Linked DNA regions of Mus musculus: regions 1 and 3 are each linked to region 2. A link is a loop called in an ENCODE intact Hi-C map of the cell type or tissue named here. Cell type or tissue: heart. All regions are shown on one strand.

The links. Peaks named below come from ENCODE experiments on the same cell type or tissue, not always from the same donor. Only the 100,000 strongest peaks of a DNase experiment are listed, where the experiment ranks them.
Region 1: a loop joins it to region 2, with 2.2 times the contacts of the local background. A loop is called at or near these places in 4 of 42 quality-filtered maps.
Region 3: a loop joins it to region 2, with 2.3 times the contacts of the local background. A loop is called at or near these places in 3 of 42 quality-filtered maps.

The regions. Positions count from the first base shown.
Region 1 is chr2:128,335,529-128,343,528 of GRCm38, forward strand. The region is part of intron 1 of Morrbid (myeloid RNA regulator of BCL2L11 induced cell death); the gene reads right to left. Among named protein-coding and RNA genes, the nearest start is that of Gm14010, 83 kb to the right of the region's middle. In heart, a CTCF peak has its summit at 4,546; DNase peaks (open chromatin) are centred at 3,193, 3,773, 4,603 and 4,743; H3K27ac peaks cover 3,715 bases.
Region 2 is chr2:128,385,229-128,393,228 of GRCm38, forward strand. The region is part of intron 1 of Morrbid (myeloid RNA regulator of BCL2L11 induced cell death); the gene reads right to left. Among named protein-coding and RNA genes, the nearest start is that of Gm14010, 33 kb to the right of the region's middle. In heart, no CTCF peak of the experiment used is centred here; DNase peaks (open chromatin) are centred at 4,032 and 7,329; H3K4me3 peaks cover 785 bases; H3K27ac peaks cover 1,330 bases.
Region 3 is chr2:128,176,711-128,184,710 of GRCm38, forward strand. The region is part of intron 1 of Gm14009 (a long non-coding RNA gene); the gene reads left to right. Among named protein-coding and RNA genes, the nearest start is that of Gm14009, 11 kb to the left of the region's middle. In heart, no CTCF peak of the experiment used is centred here; DNase peaks (open chromatin) are centred at 11, 155, 871 and 3,461; H3K27ac peaks cover 3,339 bases.

The sequences.
Region 1 (8,000 bases), 50 kb before region 2:
AGACCTTTTTTATATCCAAATCATTACGAACACCAATCCCCCACCCCACCCCTCACCCCCACCCCCGCCTCCTGCTGCCCCAGGAAGGGTTGGCATGGGTTGAGGCATGTGTCTTTTTGCAGGCTCTGTGCTCTCTCAGGGTCTTTTGGCTTTGGACCTACAGCTACAATCTGAAGCTACACTGTTAACTCCAGCACAGAGCTGAGCAAGCAGTCTGGATGGTGGCTTAGAGCCCTGGTCCTCGAGCAAATGGCTAATAATGGCTTCAGCAGACTAACACTGGGAGGAAGTAGACCCTGTGGTCTACTTTTCTGAGTTTTGCTGAGATAGAAATCACTGGATTTTTACATGATGACTCCAGTATTGAAGGCAAATGAAAACCACAGCCCTGCTGTGGCTTTGGAGCCTCTCGTGGGTCTGTAGGTGTCTCCACAAGTGGGAGGAAGAGGCCTCATTGGCTTTGCCTGCTCCAGGCTCTGCGCAGCAGGATTCCCGTCCCCCAGTATAGGAAGACCCCATCTTAGGTGAAAGGTGTCACAGTTTAGTACCCTTCTCCACTTTCCCTCTGAACGCCATCATACTCCATATCTTCACTCCATGGTTTGAAACTTGCACTCATCTGGAGACATCCATCCATAATGGAGCTCTACAAATTGATATCAGTCTATAAAACGCACCACAGGATACAGAATAATGGTCACATAGCCTCAGAAACAATCAGCTGAAACTGACATCTGAAAGCACACATCCTCCTGCATCCCCCCACCTCGGGGGGGGGGGGGGAGGGGAGCTGTGATTGGTAAGGGCTTCATTCCCAATGGGCCTCACGCTGCGAGCACTTACCTAGTTTAGTTCATCAAAAATCACTTCTTTTAATAAGCAGTCCACAGGAAAACAATTATGGATGGCAGTTTCATTACACAGGAAGTTCTAGAACAAAGAACTCATCACCCACAATTCTGTGACCTATTAGATGATACAGAATTTTAATTAAAAAACATTAACATGTTAAATTGATGGCAAGGAAGGTCCTTACCACTTCAAGGTGTTAGAAAGAAACCAGGAAGGCAAAATATGGCTGGTAGGCTATCTGAATGAACTGTGCAGTGTGCCTTAAGATTTGTCATCTGTGGCTTTGTGTCTGAGGCTTTCTGCTATGTTTGTTTTTTAAGACAAGTTCTTACTGTAAGGCCCTGACTAGCCTCAGATTGATGGCAATCATTCTGTCTTTACCTCCAGATGCTGGGATTGCAGGTACACATACCGTGTGTGCACACTTTAGTTTTGGCAGAGCAGAATCTAAGCTGCGCACATCCATCGGAGGGAGGGTAGTGAGATTCGGGAAGGGAGCTTTCTTTCTCTCTGAGTAACTCCAAAGCACATCCTGAAAGAGGACCCACAGTTAAAATCCCCTCACCTCCCCAAGTGGCTACTGCCCCAAGTAGTGCAAGAAAAGCCCTTGATAGGAAGCTTTTGGTTTGATTGTCGTTTTCTGAGCAAGAAACTTGGTGTTATTTCCAGGCAATTAACTTAAGAAAGCCTTCTTCATTGGGACAGATGAATGGAAACACAGTCTTCTGAAATCACTGGCTAAACAGTCTAATGGCAGGCAACGTGGTTCAAGCCAAACTCACTAAGTCTAAGAGCATTGGCTTCTGAACTGATACATTAATGAATAGGAACACCCAGGTGCTCTAAGCCAGTTCCCACACTAGCTTCAGGAAAGATCTAGAGCTGATGGGCATCCCATACCCTCTCTAGACAAGCTCCTAGGTCATGCTGTGTCAGAGCATACCCAAAGTTCTGTAAAAGAGTACACACTTTGCCCCAACCACAGGGCACTGAGCTGTGACCTCTGGGGAAGACACTGGCTTGTGTCCAAGAAGGAAGTAGCTGCCTGAGTCTTGAGAGTCCATAAGAACCAGTTTTACACCTGGAGCTGAGAATATACTCCAGGGTGCTCAGTGAGGCTGGCCTCTTGTAATGAAGGACTTGGGTCTTGGGATGCAGATTGTCAATCCCACTGCATGGGAAGGAGGCAACTGCTTTTGTCCTGAGTGGGCTGGGCTGGTGCAGGGGCAGCCGTAGAGTTAACCACAGGCTAGAGGAAAGCTTCCACTTCTTCCAAGGAAGAGAGCAGCTTCAGACTTGCACAATGCTGAGGCCAGACTGGGCCAGTGTACGGCAGTGAGCCACAACTGGGATCCTGGGAAGATCCTGGAGTGATAATCCAGAACATAGAGTGAGTTCAGGCCTCAGAACACAAATTATAAAGCAGCTGGGTCAAATGACAATTGCTTATAACCTCAGTACTGGGGAGGGAGAGATGGGTGGGTCCCAGGGGCTCATTGGCCAACCAACCTAGCCCACTTGTCCAATGAGAGCACTTGGCTCAAAAACAAAACAGAAAACAAAAACAAGCCAAACAAACCACGGTGAGTGCCTAAGGACGGATGCCGGAGGCTGTTCTCTGGCTTCCATGTACACACAGACACAGACACCTACACATGTACAGACACACACATGTGATGCCTTCACAATCACTGCTGGGTCCCCTCTGCTGGACAGCTGACGAGGGATGTAGCTGGTACCTTTCCAAAAGTCCAGGCTTGACTGCATCATATTCTAGTTCATATGTATCCCTGATTGTGCCTCGAGGTACCAGTCCGGTGGACCACTCCCTTGTTACCATTCCCATATCTTCCTCATTGTGTCAAGGTCAGTGGATAAGCCATGTAGGCCCCTGGCCCACAACAGGTACCTAGGCAGCATAGGTTTGGGTTACTCTTTCTGGGCAAACATGGCCAACTCCACTGAGGGACAGTTATGCACTGAACGTCCAGGACCTTGAAAAATACCATGGTGGTTACAAAAAGAAAATGACAGAGGGCCACCACAGGGACATCCACGGTAGCCCTGAGGTGAAGCAGGTGAGCCACATTGGAACACTGACCCTTCTTCAACCAACTTGACAGCAGGTAGCAGGGGCCCCAGAAGGAGTCAAGTGTGGGTCCTCATGGAGTGATGTTTAGGGAAGCTGGCTCTTGCCTAGGCGCTTTCCCCACTGGCTGGAAGGGCTTCTTGAAGGAGAAGAGATGCCAAGGCTGGGTAAAAATGAACAGCAGGCTCATGGGGCAGGGTTCACTGTGCCCTACTTGGACTGGGGCACATGACTAGTTTTCTCTGAGCCAGCACATTTTCCATTCTAAAAATAGCTCGCAATGACCCAAGACATCTTCCCCTCCCGATAGGGCCCGTGGTTCTGTGGTGGTGTTGTTATTATTGTTTTCCCAGAATGTTTGTGATTTCTGGAAGCAGTGAGCATTGAAACCATTATGCTGTCAGTGCGTTATCTGACTGTCCCCCAGATACAACACCTTGAGGACCAATATTCGGCCCTTCGTGGAGGGAAGAGACAGCCCTGGGAGGTAAGGGGAGCCCTCCCCTTACCAACCCTCTTTAGTCAGCCTGTCTTCTCCCTCCATCATGAAAAGCAGGGGGTGCTGCTTAAGTAGAAAGGAGGAGCAGACAGCACCCCCATCCCCACCTCCATGTTAACAGCAGGGCACACCCATGAACCCCAAGGCTGTTGGCCTCTGCCAAAGCCTGACCTAGCCACAGCTGGAGGAGCTTTTAATTGAACATTGGATTTCTGTCTGCCCTGGCAACCTTCCCACATCGATGTTGGGATATTTCTGGGACGTTTAGGACACAAGCCTTTTAAAGAGGAGGTACCCAACACTAGTCAGGTGACTCCTAGGAGCCGAGTCTTTCAACTGCGGGTTTCCAAGCATGGGGCTATTTTTACATATCTGAGTGAAGGCCTATTAATTGCTGCACAAGCACTTCTAGGGAAGTTCATGTTTCCTGGAGGCCAACTGTTAACTCAAGCAATGCCAAGGCTTCTCAACGGGGCGCTGGGAGTGGGGGTTGGGAAACTTTGTGGTTTGCTAAGGAGAGACTGAAAAAAAAAAAAAAACCCACTCACTTTCCCTAAAGGGTTAATGGCTGCAGACAAGACAGCCATATTAAGTTATACCCGGCCAAGGGTGAGCAGTGGGTGAGCAACGCAGGCAAGCAAAAGAAAAAAAAAATGTAGAAAGGGGAAGATAGGAAAAAAAAAACCGCAAGCATATACACCCTCTCCCACATCTCCCAGCCCACCCCCACCCTCCGGCAGAACATTATATGTACAGGCCACAGATTGGAGTGAAGTTAAATTTGGCTCACAGGAATACAGGAAAGAAAGAAAACAGATCAAGTTACACAGAATCCTATTCAGATTTGGGCTTGGGCCTCAGCACACAATGCCTAGCTAAAGAGAACAAGGCCACGGTGTGTTGTGGAAAGCTCCACGCCCACGAGCTCTCCTTTCCCTGTAGTCATCTGCTGGCCCAGCCCTGGGCTGCAGGCTAATTCCCTGCTCTGCAGGTGGAGACGGGATAAAACAAACCAAAATGGTGTAATGGACTGCAGGAAACCCTTCTTTCAGAACTTGATCAGCCTCCAGAAAGGAAACACGCATGGACTTTTCTCCCGACAGCAATCTGTTTTCTTAGGGTGCAGCGAGCAAGAGGCCTGGTGGCCAGGGTAAATAAAACAGCCAGTGGCAGGACTTTTGGCAGGCTGGGTTGCACAGGAAATTTGAAAAGACCGCTTCCTACACTCTGATTCCAATCAAAAGTGAGCTGTCAATCTTGCAGGACGGAGGCACTTGAAAAGCACAAGCCAGGAAAGAGACGCTGCGGGGTGGAAACCCGAGTGGCAGGTGTGTGCCTGGAACCCTCTCCGGCTCCCTCGGGCTGGGTCACCTGGCTCGAACCCAGTCCCAGAAGCCGGATTCTCCAAGTCTTCCAACTGGAGCCAAACAGGACTGCTGGATCGAAACTCTAGGTGGATTTTGGCTTCTCCTTTGAGCAGCTGGGCAGGCTAAGTGGCCCCTGCATGTAAAGCCAGCTATGAGATGGTCAGGTATGTGTTAAACAGGAGAGATTAGACCCTGTCCCTTGAGCAGACAGAGAGGAGAGAGGAGAGAGTCCCGCCAGTGCTCCCCGGGGAAAGTCTCACAATGACCTAAGAATCACCCCCCCCATACTGCTGCGGAGTAGGGTCTTTACAAAGCTATCCTATCCTATACTATTTGAGTTTCTCCTGACTCTAGGTGGGCTGGGCAGGGAGAACACAGACCTCATTGTACAGTGAAGAAGGAAGATGCCTAGCAAGGTTTCTCTTTGCCTCAGAGAATATGGCCTACCATCTGAACAGACATATGCCAGGCCAGGCTGGGTGGTCCAGGATCCTCAGACCTGGGTGTACGTGACAGTCACCAGCCTTCATCATCTGGTGTCACCTACTCTCCTTAAGAGCGTTGCCCTAGGGGCTAGAGGAAGGACTTAGCAGTCAAGAACACTGGATGATCCAGAAGACCCAGGTTCAATTCCCAGCATCCACGTGGCTCCTCATGACTTTGGGAATTCCAGTTCCAGAGGAGCCAATGGCATTTTCTGGCCTCTGCAGGCACCAGAGATGCATGTGGTACCCAGACATACATGCAGGCAAGATATGCACACACATAAAACATTTTAAATTAAAAACCCAGTAAAGACTCCTCTCAGCTGGAGCTCAGTAGTGGAGTGGGCACCTAGTGTCCTTAGTTCTCAGTGGGCTCTGCCGTGATGGGAGCCCAGCCAGCCTCTGGCTCAGAGCGACCCAAGGCCGAGTCAAGGAGAGACCCCATGCAAGTCATCCCTTTCACCTGTGGGTCTGTAGCTCCTCAAACCTAAGTGGAAAGAAAAAGTCACTGTGGGAAGTGTGTTCCCCAGTATTCTGCTTTGCCTTCCACTGCCCTGATAAAACAGTTTGGACAGGAAAGAGTTTGTTTGGCTTATAGTTTATAGTCCATCATTAAGGGAAGCCAAGGCAGGAACCTAGAGAGAAAACTGAGAGGACTCTGTGTGTGTGTGTGTCTGTGTGTGTGTGTGTGTCTGTGTGTGTGTGCAAGCACACTCAGGGAATGCTACTTGAATAGCCCAGGACCACTGGCTTAGTCATCGTATCACCCACAATAGGCTGGGCCCTCTGTGGCATCCATGATCAATCAAGAAAGTTCTCCACAGACACACTCCACAAGCCAATCTGTTAATGGAGGCAGTCTCTCTATTGATTTCCCTTCTTTCCAGAAATGTCTAGGTTTGTGTCACGTTGATGAAAACTAGGACATCTACCAGACCCATCCATTCACGTCTAACCTCTAGTATCTCAGAACATACCTTTCCCAGGATGAATCGGGATGCTATGCATATAATTAGTTGAGATGAGGTCACTAGAGTGGGCTGGAATCCAAAATTCAGTACAGTTCTTATTCGAAGGGGAAATGTGGACACCAAGGCATATAGAGGGGTGCATTTGTATAACAGTGAAGATACACATCGATCCGATGGTGCTGCTGTGAGCCAAGAAAGCTAACAGTTGCCAGCAAGCATTAGCAGTACGAGCAAATTCACATTCACTCCCACAGAAGGCTGGTCCGTGCCAGTCTTGGATTTCGTCCTGTGAGTCCTGGTGTGTGGTTCTCTTCATGTCAAGCCTCTGTACATCGCATGCTAAGAGGCCAGGCTGGAAAGTGCTCAGCCTGGGGTAAGTGCTCCTCCAAAGCCAGCATCCAGGCCCTGTCAACGCTCTGAAGAGATTTTTCTCTGTTGCCTGAAGGAGGAGTGAGCCTGTGCTGCTATGAAGGGTCTCTCTGCTCCTTCGGGAGAGAAGGAGAGAAAGTGTGGTCTTTCGCTTTTATGTTTTGTCTCTGTTTCTCAACAGAATTCCTCCGAAGAGGCTCAGAAGTGAGAGCAACCCGCACTTCCTCTTTCGGGCAGCGATGGGCTCCCACGTGAATTATGGTGGAGAGGAATACCTTTGTCCTCAGCGACTGAAGACCTGGCCTCTTGATAACTTCCCCTTTATCCTAGTGGCTTTTCTAGAGAAACCTGATAACTTCTTCGCATGACTACAGGAGAAGCCACAGTCTGCTTGAAGGAGAAGCTCTCCTAGGCAGGAATGAAACTACAGGATGCAGCCATAGGCAGACTCATGGGGGCAGGGGACAGAGAAAACCCTGACAATATTCACACTCATAATGGGAGGGCCCTCCCACTTGGTGGGAATGCCTCCACACGCACCCACAGCAGCAGCCCGTGCAGTGTTGCTTGGACCTCAACTTTCCAGGGTAGCGAGGGACTCCACGACTGTTCTTCAAAGCCCCATGACACACACCATCCTCTTGGCTCTGGGAAATCTTTACAATATGTCATCTGCCTTAGAACTCTGCCGCATTTCCAGATCCGGTGAGAGGAGCTGCACACAGGAGGTCCTGGGACTTCACTCCGTTGGACCATCAATGAGATGGTGCTCATATACCTGACGTGGAATGCCAGTCTTTCTTCTTTTGCTGTACCCCAATCTGCCTCTTGTTCTGTAGCCTCCTCCTAAACACCTTCTCTTTTTTCCTTATCTTCACCCCTAAGTCTTTATTATTTACACACTCCAGAGTTATTTTTCCTCACTAAGCATTACTTAATATATCAATTTAGGAAATATTTTTTTCTTCCAAGGAAACACTTGCCCATCCTTGTTTATTGCTGCTATATTCACAGCAGCAAGGGGATGGACCCAGCCTAGATATCCATCAGTGGGTGAATGGACCCTTTAAATGTGGCACTTATTATACACAGTAGGATACTTTCAGCAGTGAAGAAAAAATTAAATCTACAGGAAAATGGATGGATCTTAAAAGTATAACACCAAGTAAGGTGACCTAAAGTCAGAAAGACAAAAACCACATGTTCTCTCTTGTATGTGGATCCTAGTCTACACTGCATACTTGTATGTATGTAAACAGGTATAAATGTGCATAATGTAAAAGTCTAGGAGGCCAAGAGAGGGTAGTATTAGCTGATAGGGAAGGATAGGTGTCTTAGTCAGGGTTTCTATTCCTGCACAAGCATCAT
Region 2 (8,000 bases):
TGCACCCAAGTGTCAAGACTGACTTTCAAGGATGGGAAGGCTCGGGTCAGAAGTGCGTTCCCCAAGCCATGCTTGGCTCAGAGCTGGCACAGGGTGAGTACCTGTGGGCTGGGCTCACCAATGGCATGACGAAGCGCATGAATCAATTTCCTAGCTTGGGACTCAACTATCATTTTAAGGTTGACCCAGACAGGCCCGTTAAGAAGAACGCTCGTGCTTGCCCAGGCTCACTGTGTAATGTAAGTACTCTACTCATCCTCACTAGAGAGAAGGAAACCAGTAGAAAACAACGGTCAGTTTGCAGCAGATGACAGTTAAGTTAAACACTGAGGAAGGCCCACAGACACAAGCAGCATGTGCCTCATTCTGTCCTTGTGACTATAAAGATTTCCTTGCCATTCCACTCGATGCCCCATATGCTACAGTCCACACAGACACTTGAACCCTGTGGATTTGAATACCTCCCTTCTTGATTGGACTGTGCCTTTCCAAGACAGACACTACAGCAGCAGTTCTTAACCTGGGGGTCCCGGACCCTAACCCCCTTTTTGGGTCAAACAACCCTTTCACAGGGGTCACATATCAGATATCCTGCATATCCGGTATTTACATCACAATTCATAACAGTAGAAAAATTACAGTTATGAAGTAAATACAAAAATAATTTTATGGTGATGGTGGTGGTGGTGGTGAGGTCATCACAGAATGGAACTGCAGCATTAGAAAGGCTGAGAACCACTGAGCTATAGTCAGCTCACCTCTCCAACACTGGGTATTCTACCTGAAGCATCATAGCACATGCTTCTCTACCTGTCTATCCCAGAGATGCACACATCCCGAGACATGTGTCCATATGGACACTAGCTCAAATTTAAAAAAAATTCTCAAAAACTGCCCTGATAGCCTTGCCAGTGGTACCTTGATAGAACACAGGGGAAAAAACTGCACTAAGATTGTTTATCCAATTAAATAACATTTATCTTCAGAGTTTTTTTTTTTTTTTTTTTTTTTTTTTTTTTTTTTTGTATGTGTAATCTCTTCAGTCAAAGCCAGGACCAGTCTAGCATACCTAATCCAGTGTTCTTCCAAAGATTCTGGGGGATGGAGCCTAGAAAAATCTGCTCGCCAGCTGAGTGGCATGCAGGGTTAGTCCAAGGTGTATGCCCAGGGAAGCACACACCGTGGTGACCAAGCTGGGAGCTTTCTGGCTAGCAAGGGCTCTTGCCTGCTTTCCAAAAGCAGCGTATTAGATTCGTTATTTCAATATCAGCACTATTCCCCCTTTGAGTGTGCAAGTTCCCTCCTGTTTGCTGCTTTGTTTTTTGTTTTTTAAAAATACATCTTCATTTAAACTTCACAGGGCCCTGGGAGGTGAAAGGTGGGTGTACTCAGACCTGTTAACTGTTCATTTGTCTATCTGAAAGAAAAAAAAAAAAGCTTGTTTGAACCAACAGAAAGGCCTGATTCAGGGTTCTTAGGACACAGATCTCCTGGCAAAAGAACCCAGAGCCCCGCTTCCTGATTCCCACACCCATGTCTAGGAGCTGTCCAGATGAGGCAGCCTCAGCTATTTCAGGACTTAGCCCATCTTAAGGGTAGAGAGGGGAATCAGCATAGAATGGCTTCAGGCCATAGAACTGTGCCCTATAACTAAACTCTGAGGCACTATCTAGTCTGTTTTGAAGCCCTGGCTTTACACCACTTTCCAGCTCCTTAGGTGTGGCCTGCATTTCCCAGTCAGCCACGGGAGGCCTAAGGGCTCATCTCTAGGGGGTTTAATAACACACTACAAGGAAATGATTAGTGAGGCTCATCACCAGAGTACACACGACACACATGGCAGGCATCCAAGAACACCTTGCTCCTCTGGAAATTAGAATCCCCGTACTTCACCCCACATTATCAAGCTCCAAGAAGCCAGGCCCACATCTGGAAGGCAGAAGCAGAGGACCACTCTTCCAGAAAGACAAGGAGAGGAAGACCTGAGAGTGAGCAATGTTTTCTCTGTTGCCTGAGTCAAAGTCACTTTAGACTGGTCCCCCATCTCCAAGAGAATGCAGCCACAGGCAGCCCATAGACTCCTCCCCTAGCTCCATTGCTTGGTACCTCCTCTCCCTTCAAGCACCCAAGCAATGGCTCCATTTACTGTAGCCACATCATGTCTCAGAAAGACCAGGAGGCCCTCTACAGCCCTGGGTCACTGAGCTGTGTCTAACAGACCAGAGGTGGACAGAGTACAAAGGGGAGGTTCCTATGCTTCTGAAATTCTAGAATCAGGGCTACATCGGGGCTTCATGAGTCACATCTCCAATCCTAGCATTTGCAAAGCAGAGACAGGAGGATGTAGAAGTCAAGGCTAATCTGGGCTGACTATGATTTCCAGGTCAGCTTAGGTTACAGAGGGGAAGAGAGAACTGGGCTGGGGAGATGGCTCAGTTGGTAAAGTATCTGCCATGCAAGCACAAGAGACTGGGTTTGGATCCCCAGCACCTACATTAAAAAAGTAGGTGTGGTCCAGCACATCTTCAGTCCTATCCTGGGAGGGTTGGGTCAAAAGGATCCCTGAAGTTCACTGGCCAGACTGTCTAGTCAGTGAGTGCCAGGTTCAGTGAGAGAGCCTGCCTCGAAATGATAAGGTAATGGATGATGGAGAACTATCTGGGAAGACGTGCTGATCTGTCCATACATGCATTCGCATGTGTACACAGCCATACATACAATACACACACACAGATAAACCAAGAGAAGAAAGGGGTGGAGGAAGGGAGAGAGCAAGGAGACAAAAGTACACAGGCCACACTCATTTCGTGCCAGATCAAAAATGCGGGGGAGGTGACATTTGGAGCAGGGCCTATCTCATCAGCCTGTGGCGCACTTGTCTTTTTCCTTGGGGGAGTTAGAAGGCCTGCTCTGCCTGAGTCCTCCTGGTCGGCTTGAAGTCCTCTTTGGGAGAATGGCAGCCATGATCACCTGCAAGGCCTGGTGGGTCCAATGTGGCAGGCACTCCATTAAGCCACTCAGGTCTTTGTGGCTTTTCTGGTCCTTTGCCACAGAGGCTGGCAGGAAGCTCATACCCTCCAGGAGGGGATAGGATCCTGCTCCAGCGAGCTCCTCCAGAAAATGCCAGTGTCTGAATCATTGTCTCTGACTGCTTTTCTTCCTACAGGCTAGTAAGGGTGGGCCTGGGAAGGGTGGCTTTGCTTAACTTTTTTTTTTTTTCATTTTTAAATAATGTTCTCTTTTTTTTCCCCCTTCAGTGCAGGAGATCAAACCCAAGGCTTTAGACATGCTGGGTAAGCGCTCTACCACCGAGCTGTCTCCTTAACCCCGCGACATCTTTCTAGTAAATAATCCACATAGAATATAAGAAAGTAGAATGATGGGATGATAAACAGCCAGAAGAAAAAGGAGTAAAAAGGAAAGGGATTGTTTGGGAAGTAAGCAAGATGGGAGGGGAATTATCACAAACACTAACCTCCTGCAGAGAGAATAACAGGGAGAGCCACAGACTCCTTTTTGACTCAAATATTATTTTGCAGAGTATTTAAAAAGTGGTTACAGAAATAAAGTAGAAAGATTCCCACTGTTCTGCAGAAAGGCATCCACAGGGGAAAACCCATCTCACCACGAGAAGGTTGCTTTGCTACCTGGCCTCCTGGAGCAGTCTTAGCAGCAGGGCAGTCAGGAAGCCAGGAAGACTTATCCTCGGACTGTAAATGTAGCCAGGGAGCCCCTGCTAATGAAATAAATCTCTGCCCGTGGGGGAAGAGCACACACAAAAGGAGGCTCCGGGGAGCAGGAGGGGGCATCCTTCCAGCCCTTTTAAGAAGTGTGGTTTTAATGGAAAGTGTTTTAAGATTAGTGATGATTCTGCAATTTATCTGAAAAGTCAAAAGAGGGTTTCAAAATGATGCTCTATAGACTTTTGTACTTGTGACTCCACAACCCCCATCGCGTGCTCCAGAGAAGGCTGGCTGGTCTCCAGAACCCAGACTACAGGACTGCTTGGAGAATTTTCTAAAGCACTAATACTGTCCCTTCGGCCAGCAGCCCCAGCCTGGCTAAACTCTGAGCACATATCAGTCATTTCCCTTCACTCTGGCCACAAACCCAGTTTGCATCTTCCAGTTCCTCAGCTTTTTGTTTCAGCCTTCTCTGTCATGTCAGGGGAACACGCCTGCCCCATTCCTCATCACCCCCATCTCTCTCTCTCTCTCTCTCTCTCTCTCTCTCTCTCTCTCTCTCTCTCTCTCTCTCTCCCTCCCTCCCTCCCTCCCTCCCTCCTTTGTAATTTTCTTCCTTTTCCTGATAAGCCCATTTCACACTCTGCTGGACACTCAACCCCCCCCCCCCCTGTTTGGAAGCATATTTCTGATATTACATTCCAGGACCTATTCTCTTGGTTTCACCCCATTAGTCTGGTTACCCCTCTTTTGAGCCTGCTAACTTCTTCATATACCTCCTGGGTATAATCTTCACGAGTGGGCGAGCTACTTTCTCGTTCTTTTTCCTGCTCAGACAGCATCCGGGGGAGCTCACCCTCTTTAATTCTTGTGAGCTATGTCCTGTGTCTTTCTCTCCCCGCACTAGGATTCTCTGTCCCTGCGTACTTTCTAGCTATATATTCTTAAGTCTATGTGTGTGGTCCCTAATAGAAAGAATTTATAAGAGGAACAAAGTAAGGGTGGGTGAGTGAGGTGGGGGTGGGTTGGCATCAGATTAGAAGATACAAGCTTCTTTTCTCTCAACAACTAAGGACAAAGGTAGCCACTAGTTCACACTATTGCACACCCTGTGTTCAGATGCTGTTTGATGTCTAGTCTCCAATCTACATGAAGTCAAACATGTCCCCAAATAATACTTAAACTGCCTGTGGATGGGGGTGAACCAACTTTTCCAGCAAGATGTATGTCAGAAATCTAAAGATGCACTGTCTTGCCGGTTGCGATGCTACCTCATTTGTGGGTGGGTGGGTGGGTGGGTGGGGGAAACCTGTTGTGTTTTGTGTCACCCAGATAGCAATGCCACACGTGAAGGCATCTGCAGTCCCCACTCAGGCAATTTCTTCATTTTGTCACCACCTTGAAGCAGGACTGTTAGTGCTGGCAGTGGTCAGCCATGTGCTACCACAAAACATCGCTTAGGTTCAAACAGTGCTTCCTGTCAGGAACAATGTGAATTGTTGGTCACAGGGACACCAGCTTGTGTGGAGCTGAATATAATTAGTGTCTATTCCACTGACATGGGCTTTACAAAAATACTGGCTCTGGCTCTAGAATGTACTATCTCATAGGGGAGTGGAAGCCGGGGTGGAGACTGAAGGGCTGTCCTAGAAATGGCATAGGAAATAGTTTTCTCAGGTCAGAGGTGGGTGTGGACTTTGTTTCATGGTGTTTTAGCTCTCTAGCTAATAAAGACCACTTATAGACACCTCGAGGAGGGACTGGGGATTTAGCTCAGAGACACAGTGCTTCCCTGGCGAGTACAAAGCCCTCGACTCAGCCTCCAACATTGTAAAAAAGAAAAGATTACGTTGGTAATTCTCATTTATGTATTTCTCTTAGTAAAATGGCACGCTTAACACATACATACATACCACACATACACACCCAACACACACCCCTAACACCCAACACACATATACCACACATACACACACACACACACACACACACAAGAGAATAATAGACATAAGAAGGAGGGGTGGCTGATGGCCCAGGCCTGTAGCTCAGCTAGTCAGCAGGCTTTGATAGGTCATAGGTGGAAAGCCAGCCTGGGCTGCTGAGTGAGACTCTGAAACTCTTTAAGAAGGGTATAGCTCAGTGGTAGAGGGCCTCCTAGCCTAGTATGCAAGAGGCTTAGGACTCAAACCTCAGAACCTAAATAAAAACTTTTAAAAAGATACAAATAAAAATGTTAAGTCACAGGTCAGATTCTACCTAGTTCAAAGTTCACATAAAGCCACCCAGTCTACAAGACATGTTTTTCATGTCCTCCTGAAAGAGCCGCAGTTTCGCTGTAGACAAGAGAGCGTTACTACAAATACAACTTCATCAGCGAGGAAAGGCTCCTGGCTTGATGGCATTGTGGTGTCTCAGGCTGGAGCAAACAACCAAAACAACAAGTTTTGTCCCGCAGACAACAACAGTACAGAAATGTCTAGATTAAAGGTTGGGATCCTAGGCTGATCTAATCCCAGCAAGAAGAAACAGCCCACCTAGGGACAGGTGAAGTGGATGCAAAGAACCCCACACTGACCACCCTCTGAGCTAGAGAGTGATTTTTTTTTTTTTTTTTTTTTTTTTTTTTGCTGTCCTAGAACTAAATTTGTAGACTAGGTTGGCTTTGAACTCACAGAGATCAATTTGTCTTTACCTCCTGAGTTCTGGAATTAAAGGCATTTACCACCACACCTGGCTTTTTTCTTTTATTATTAAAAAATTAAACTTTATTTCTAAAAAAAAAAAAAAAAAGTGGGGAAAAAAAACCACACATCTTAGTTAACCAGACCCACAGTGTATACAACATGTGTATAGTCAGAGTAGCCATTCTGAATGGAAGTTTTGGTAAATTCTTACAAATCACATCTAGCTAATATTTTATTACACGGTGATTCAAACACCCAATTTCCACAGATGTGTGTGCATTGTTTAAACTGTGCTAATGGTCACAGCACTCTGAGCACTTTAACCACATCTCTGTGTGTCCTTCAGTGTCCTGTTTCCATTCACGTTGCTGCGCAATGGACAGCAGCACCTTTCTCTAGGACATTTTTGTCTTTTCAAACTGAAGCTGGCCCCATTACACTCCCTCCCCCACCTCCTCCCTTCCAGCCCCGCCGATCTCGATCTCCAGCTTCCACTCTTTGTCTATGAAGTAATCTACGCTTGGTGTCTCAGAATTGTGATCCCACTTTTTTTTTTTTTGAACATTAACAAATACCCTGAACACCCTAAGCACAGGAGAGGGTGACAGTTTATTGGCTACCCTGTCCCGCAATAAGTAAATCCCCGTTCACCACGGCCCTCTCCAGGTCTGCTGGCAGGAGTGATGCTTTTACAATCTAAAAACCAAAAGGTGATTTTTTTTTTTTTCTTTTTCTAATTGCACGAAGCACAGGAGCAAGAACACTACCAAGAAACCTCAGGGACACACTACATCTTGGGTTTGGTAAGTGACACACTTTTAAATCTGATACTTTAAAACTCATTTCAGAAGTCAAATAACCCAGCCCGCCACCTCCGACCCACCCCCCACGCCCTGTGAATTCTCTAGACTCTGTCACCTCGAAGGAGGGAGGGTGTAGGGGGTTGGGGGGAAGCTATTCGAAACAACAGGAAGTTTCTGTGGATCCTGACATTGGCCCCTGGTGACTGAGAGCCTAAATCAGTGAGTCATTCCCCCAAGACATAAGAAGCCGCGAGGACAAGTGAAGTCGATTGTTTAGTATTTCAAAATAAATAGAAGAACTGACAAAAACGGGGGGGAGGGTGGGGGGCTTTGTTGATAGGAAAGGCAAGATGCTTTTTAAAAACCCATCTGTAAGTGACAAGAAAGGCAAGTCAGATTTATTTTGTATTATGAGGGTCCTTACTTATTTTTTTTTTCAATGTTACTCCACAAGAGGTATTACAGGGCCACAGGAAAAATAGTTTCTAGGCAGCCAAATAGTAATTAATAATATCACAGGTAAGTTTGTGTGAGATATAAACTTTATGAGCTATTGAACACTGCTTCTGCATCATAAAGCCCACAGAGTCGGTAAGTCCGTGCAGTTCGGACAGGAAGTGAGTCCACACCGTGTTGCTCTTGGATCTGAAAAGTTCTGATGTTGGGCCAATGCTACAGCTTGTCTGAGGAAATAATACAAAAACCAGAGCCACAGAGGCCACGGAGTCAGATTTAGGTAAATGTCAACTCGTCTTAATTTCTGAACTGTCTCTCTTATTGGGTCACTAGTGACTTGGTGTCCAAAACCAAACCAAAACACCAAAAAGCTG
Region 3 (8,000 bases), 210 kb before region 2:
CGATTGCGACCATCTGTTTTGTTCTGCTTTTCTCTCGAGCCTTCCTCCTTCCTACCTTCTCCTCTTTTCTGTCTGGTTTGTACTCCTCAGAATCTTTGTAACGGAAATTCCCTTAGCAAGTCGGCCTTTGTTATAGCTACTTGGCAAAATCCCAACCCGGGAGCCCTCCCTTCCACCTCTCTATGCCTGCACCCCGGCTTCTGGCAGTTTGGAGAGGGAATCACACAATTTGCCTGGGTACTTTTGTACTGGGCTCTCGACTCAGCTCAGCCTGCAGGTTGACCCTCAACACTGCCAGGCTAAGCTATGGATTCCATTATTCTCTCCAGTCATCTCTCATCCTGTGTCCTACAGGACCTGTGTGCTCTCCTGTCTCTGCATTTGGCCCTCATTCTGCTCCATAGATCCCTGCACTCTTCTTCCAATCCCCCCACCCTGCCCCATTTAACTCAACTTTCATCTTCTGGACATCAAACTGGCCATCTCATCCAGGCCGTGTCTCTCTCCTCCCTGCAGGGATAGCCAAGGCCTCCCAGCTGGGCTCTGGAGTCAGCCATCCCACTCCCTGGGTGTCTCTGGCCTCTTGCACAGTGCCCTTCTGTTTCTGGACAATTCCAACCAGCATCCAGCAGTGCTTCCTTGGTCCCCTGGCCTCCAGCCCCTCTGGCATAGAGACTTTTGAGCTCCTCTCTGCCTTCAGAGACACAGCTTTCAAAATAATCGGATTTGTTCACATTGTGTCTATTTTCTTAACTCCTTTTGCAGTCCTGGGCACAAGACACCCTGGCGAGGCTCCCAACGCTTTCCCTGGAGATCTCTGTCAAGGTTGCCAGCGACCTGGCTAGCTGGCTCTTGGATTTTATCCTGAGTCTGGACACACTCTGAGCATCTGTCAACAGACTCTCCCAGCTACCTCCCTGATGGTCCTTGTGAGCCCGCCCCTTTTTCAGACTCTTTCAGAGTGTGAGTGCTCCCTGGGCCCCTGGAGCTCTTTGTCTTCCTACCCCAGGTGTTTTTCCTCAGACTGTGGATAGAGTCAAAGCCGGTTCTCAAGCCAGTGATTCCAGGTCCATCCTGCATTTCTTTGAACTTCCTTCCAATGGATCTGTAGAGGCTGCAGCCTCACACCGTTTCCTCCACAGAGACCCCAGTCTTCCCATAACTGACACATCCGGATTCAACCTTCCCCACCAGTGTGTTCCCTACAGCAGTCGCCATCCCAGTAGGCTGACATGATGCCCTCCCCAGCCCACTCAAGCCTTTCTATAGAGTCTTCTCACATCATCTGAAATCTATACCCTGTGGTGACCTGGGGGGCACTGTCCTTTTGTCCATGTTCTGATCAAGATATTGTCCCAGAGACTCTCTCAGACCCTAAGGTCTTCCTCCTTGAAGATCCTGGGTATACAGCTTGTCTTGCCCTGCATAGCCTCCCCCCGACCCCCGTTCTTCACACGAGCTGGTTTTCCTTACTGTCTCTCTCTGTTTCAAATGCTATCTATCCAAGGCAGTCATCACTAACCAGCCTTATCTAAAGTGAGCCCCCTTTAGAGTCTTCATCTCAAACCCATGCTGTTTATTTCTAGCAGTACAATTTTAAATTGACTCTTCTTTGTGTTTTAAATCTCTCTGAAATTTGATTTGATCTTTATTTTCGACGAGAACAAATGTACATATATAAGAAATGAAATACATATTTTCAAAATATGTTTATACTGGCTGGCATCTTCTGATCATGTTCCTCAGTTGGACGTCTGTCTCAAATGCTAAAATAGATTTATTTGCATGTCCGTTTTGCTCTTTTTTGATGTTGCTGTGGACCCAAGAAAACCTGCCTCTTGCTTCATACGATATCCCTTGAGGATGCAGAGTGGTGCCTAGCATCTTCTGTTGGGTGCTGAATGGGAGACTGAAGGACAGAAAGCAGGGTTGGAGCCACCTGTGACTCATAACTCACAAAACTCACATGCAGCTCACACAGCATCCTGCAGAAGATCAAACACAGTAGCAGAGTTATTGTGAGGCTATCTGAGACTGAGGAAGGTCCGGGAAGTCTTCCTGGAGGAAGAGACTTGGGACTAGACAGCTGAGAGCCTGTCCCGTTTCTGCTGATTTCTGACCTCAGCAGAGCTTATGAAACTCAACTCAACTCTGGTCATGAAGGCTGGCGCTGATTTTGAGTTCATCTTGTTTCCCTCACGTGTCTGGCCTGTGGACGGAACTGGGATCTTCCAGGACCCCTATAGGCACTTTCTTTGAATAGCTGCATCCTACACTAACCTCATCACCCCCTGCTCTGCCATCCCCAACTCCACCCAGCCTCTTGGACAGGTTCATCTTCTTCCAAGAGGCCTTACCTTGCTCTCCCTGACACGGTCTCTCCCACTGGTGTCTCTGGGCTTTGTTTTCCTCCTGTTCCCACCGTTGTCCACACTCATCTGAGGGTGAATCAGGTTGACTGTGGTAAGAATACTGCCCCAAGGCTCACGGTGACTGGCGCATGTGAACTGGGAGGGGAACAGAGCCCTGTACTATTCACCCACCATGGTTTTTCCCATGGTCTCTATTTGAGGACACAGGCTGTGGTGCCTCCACCATCTGGAGTATTGCCAGGCACCACGGGAGTGAGAAACAAGGACAGCTGTGAGTCAGCTCTTACCAGTGCCCATCGTCTCAAAAACGCGACGTGTCTCTTTCCCTCCTGTTCTATGGGTCTGTGGGCTTTTTGCAGGGCGAGGAGAGGCAGGAGCAGCAAGCAAGAGTATTATCCAGTGCTCTCAAAGCGAGCTCACTGGCTTGCCCCTCCCATGCCTAGCTTGTAATTTGTGCAAAGATGCAGTATGAACGGGAACCCCACTTCCGGGCCAGGATGCCCCTTTCCGTTTCAGTGGATTCTAACACACACAGTAGGAGTAGGTGATTTTGAGGACTTTGGCTCAAGAGAGCTCTGGCAAAGTTTTGGATGACGTTTCCACTAGCTGACCTCATTTTGCCCCGCGCTTTTTAGCCACAAGCTCTATGTTTTTCCCTTTGGGTGTACAAACCTCTCCCAGCCTCACCTCGTCCTTCCACCCAGCGAGAGGTTTCTAAGGAACTGGTGAGGCCACAGCTGTTCTGTGTTGAGTCCTCCCCAAAGGCCAGCACTGGGGTCAATGTTTAATCACCTTTTCATGACTCCTCATCACAAACCAGCTGGTAAGGAGACTATTGTCCTCAAGCCACTTTTATAGAAACGAGGAAACTGAAGTTCAAAGAGGTTTTTTTAAACCTCCCAGCTTGTGGGCTGGACCTTCGGGCATTTCCCTAGTCTGTGTGACTGGCACGCCTGCCTCGTGACTGGCTGGCTCCTGGACTGAAAGGGGGCTGAAAGGGTGAGTCGGTGAAGGTCGGCCCTGCAGCCAGCCGCCAGCTCGCCTGGGAACCAAGTGTTCTGTGCAGGGGTTGAAGTGCATAGATAATGGTGGAATTTACCTCTCAAGATGGCAGGGCCAAGTGTGACTTTGTTTGATAAGCTTGGATTTTATGTCTTTAGAAGCAAACAAACAAACCATCAAGTGGCAGTGTGGCTGGCTGACTGCCCAGAAGCCTGACCCAGAGGGAGAGGCATGGACTCCACCCTCAGGAGAGCCAGGGTTCTGGGGTGATGAGCTTCATGGAGTTTCCCGCCAATACCCAGGTTCCCCTGGCTGGGTTTCTTCCAGCTTCTCCTGGTCTCCTTTGTGGGGTTCTGGAGCTATGGAAGAGCTCGCCCACAGCACATCCATTTTCAGGCTCACTCACTGACAGAAGGGACGGTGGCCACAGTGAATTACACTGATACCACACGACAGGCACGCAACTAAGAACTTTATTATTTGCATTGTGGTTTCTTTTTAAAATTTTCATTAATCATAGGGAACTGAGGCAGAGGCTCCTGAGTTCTGGGCTGGGCTGGGATATATAGTGATACTCTGTCTCAACGGTAGGAATTATTGTTCCTTTTTGTAGGAAGATAGAAACCATTTATTTTTAACTTGCTAGTAACAATTTTTTTCTAGTCATTTTATCTTAATTTTTAAAATTGATACATACGATGTAAAAAATGTAGGCTTATAGGTAGTAATATGATTTTTTCCACTTTTGAGGGTAGTTTTTTTCTTTACTTCAGGTCTTTTGTTTTGTTGTTGTTGTTGTTGTTGTTGTTTTAGGGGTTTTGCTTTGCCTTATTATTGCCAGCCTCCCTGAGAGACAGAGCTGTCTAGGCTGGCCTTGAACTCCCAGACATCTGCCTGCCTCTGCCTCCCCAGTACTGGGATTAAAAGAGTGTGCCACCACTCCCTGGATAAATAGAATCTTTTTGTTGTTGGTTTTATTTTGAGATGGGGTTTCTCTGCGTAGCCCTGACTGTCTTACAAATCACTGTGTAGATTCAGAACTCAGAGATTCACCTGCCTCTGCCTTAGGAATACTGGGATTAAAGGTATGGGCCAGGAACACTGCCTTTTCTCTTTGTTTGTGGTGTGGTTTGGTTTGTTGAGGCAGAATCTCAAAATGTAGACCTGACTGGCCTGGGGCTCACAAAGAACCAAGCACCTGCCTCTGCCTTTGGAGTGCAGTGTTACATGGCCACACCCAGAGCCCAGGTGATATTTTAATACAATGTACCCATGCTTTCACTGTGAAGAACTAAAAGATAATCGAGGACACAGAGACATGTGACTTGATCTTAAAATTAATTTATTTTTAATTGGCAATTCTGAATTATATATGTATATATTGATTTTGCACAACACAGTGTTTTAAAAAGTGCATGCATGGTAGAATGGTGTGGTGGTTTGTGTATGCTTGGCCCAGGGAGTAGCGCTTTTAGGAGGTGTGGCTTGTTGGGGTAGGTGTGGCCATGTTGAATAGCTGTGTCACTGTGGGTGTGGGCTTTAAGACCCTCATCCTAGGTCCTGGAGAGATGGCTCAGTGGTTAAGAGCACTGACTGCTCTTCCAAAGGTCCTGAGTTCAAATCCCAGCAACTACATGGTGGCTCACAACAATCTGTAATGACATCTGATGCCCTCTTCTGGTGTGTCTGAAGATAGCAACAGTATACTTACATATAGTAAATAAATAAATCTTTAAAAAAAAAAAAAAAGACCCTCATCCTAGCTGCCTGAGGAGTATTTGCCCTTGGAACAAGATGTAGAACTCTCAGCTCCTCCAGCTCCATGCCTGCCTAGATACTGCCATCCTCCTGCCTTGATGATAATGGACTGAACCTCTGAACCTGTGAGCCAGCCCCAATTAAATGTTGCCCTTGTAAGAGTTGCCTTGGTCACGGTGTCTGTTCACAGCAGTTAAACCCTAACTAAGACAAATGGCTAAATCAAACTCATTATTATATGTATTACCTCATTTAGTTGTTTTTGGTTTTTTGTTTTGTTTTACCTAAAGTCACCATCTGTGCAATAAATTTCTTGTGTGTCAGAGACCATACCGTGAGAAAGCAAGCTTCTCACAATCTCCCACCCTGACAGGCCAAATGGCCTCGTGATAGGAGCCGGTTGTCACTCCCTCCTCCCTGTTCCCTTCCTGGCACCTGAGGCTGTAAAAGCTGAATTATAGTCCCCTCTTCCCTATCTCTTCCTGACTCCCATGACTTCCAAGGACATGAGTTACGCCTGAGTCCCGCCTGACACCCCAAGGCTGTCAAGGAGGATCTATGTTCCAGAGATAAGATGCAGAGTGCCCGATGCCTGGAGCCTGACTTCGGCCCTCATGTCAGCAGATGCCCACTCTTTGTTCTTTGTTAAATTCCCCCTCAACCCCTCCCCTATTCCCCGAGATGTATGCTTTAAAACCAGGCGTCTCAGCCTAATATACGGAGACCTTGATAGGTACAATCTACTTGGTCATCCGCTTCTCTTTTCTCTTCCAATCCCATTTCCTTACAGGTTTGCGGTCCCCCTCGCACCCACGAATAACTGAATCCCGTGGGACGGGATACTTGAGTTATCCCTGTTGTATAAAACCTTAATCATTATCCCTTTAACTACTATTTCCCCCTCCACTATATTTTTTGAGTTATTCCATTTTACATATGATGAATATGAAGCTTGCATTAAAGTGTCCCCAAGCTCCCACCTATGGAGTGATGAGCTAAGCTAACAACCAACAAGCCTTCCAAAGGCCACAGTCCCTCCGCTTTACTGTGAAGAGCCCTTGATGATGCAAGATTGACGGATGGCAGTGATAAAGCTGGGAATGATGATGGTGATGCTCGTGGGGATGAGGCCAAGATTGACCTTCCCACTGTGAGTTGCAGATGATCTGAGTGTGTCATCTAAAGACTATTATACTAGAAGGCGAAGCTTTGGAGTGGCAGTGGTGATGGTGATGGGCCTTCATGAGGCAGAATTTAGTGGGAGTCAGATAGATTACTGAGGATAATGTCCTTGGATGGGATTAATATAATTCACAGGACTCTGAGAAGTTCACACACACACACACACACACACAAATTGCTACAAACAAAACAAGCCCCTAAATCAACCAGTCAATCAAACTCTCTCTCTCTCTCTGTTCCTCTCTCTGTCTCTCTCTGTGTGTCTCTCTCTGTCTCTCTGTCTCTCTCTCTCTGTCTCTCTCTCTCTCTCACACACACACACACACACAATTCTACCACAATGCCATCTGTTTTGTTGAGATGCAGCCACACAACCTTGCCAGAGACAAAATGGATGGAAGTTTAGACCTTCAAGTTTAGCCTCCAAACCTGTGAACTAAATAAACTTCTTTGCTTTACAGGGTATTTAGCTTCCAGTATCTGGCTTCTGCTGCTATGGCAACAGAGGATGAACTGAGAGGCCAGGGAGATAGTTCAATGGTTAAAATGTTTGCCCCATAAGCACCATGCATGAGGACTAGAGTTTGGATCCGGAATCCATGTGTCTTCCTCTTTGTTTCTATTGCTGTGATAAAACACTAACTATAAACAACTCAGAGTTCATGTCACTCAACAGATTACAGCCTGTCATCAGGGCAGAGACAGAGGCAGGAGCTGGAGGCAGGAACACAAGCAGAACCAAGGAAGAACCCTGCTTCCTGGCTTGCTCCTCTGTCTTTGTAGACATAATGGTTTTTGTGCACTGTCTAAAGGTTATCTTTAGGTTATTCAAATGCTGATTTTTCTGCCCCCATTTCTTGTCTCAACCCTCAGTATTGTCTAGACTCCTGTCTCCAGTTTGTGTAAAGGGTTCTTACCATTTATTCTTTGCCTTGTCAATAAATGCTGATCACCCAATGGCTGGGCAGAAGAGAGAATAGGGAGGAGCTTTGGAGTCACAAGGACAGGGCCATGGCTAGGAAGTAGCCAGATAAACATAGGATGTTAAGATAGATCATTTAAGCAGGGCGTGGTGGTGCACGCCTTTAATCCCAGCACTTGGGAGGCAGAGGCAGGCGGATTTCTGAGTTCGAGGCCAGCCTGGTCTACAAAGTGAGTTCCAGGACAGCCAGAGCTACACAGAGAAACCCTGTCTCGAAAAACCAAAAAAAAAAAAAAAAAAAAAAAAAAGATAGATCATTTAACCACCCAGATATTGAGGTGCAGCTTGAAATAAATCTTGGTTTCTCTGTGTGGTTAACTGGGGATTGATTTACTATTTATATCTTTATTAAAATATAATTTATTTTACACTCCTCATACTAGCTCAGCTTGTTTTTTGTTTGTTTGTTTGTTTGTTTGTTTGTTTGTTTTTTGTAACCTGGGACTGCTGACCAGATGTGGGCTTTCCCACATCAACCATCTGTCAACAAAATGTACCACAGGCTTGCCTACAAGCCATTCTGAAGGAAGCAATCCCTCAACTGAGCTTCCTTCTTCCTAGGAATGTCTGTGTCAAGTTATCTGTGTCAAAAACCAACCAGCACACTATATAGATGCTAGATGCACAAAGCAGCCCACTCACAACTCCAGCTTTTAGAAGGTGGAGATGGGATTCCTGGAGCAAGCTGGCTAGCTAGACTAGTC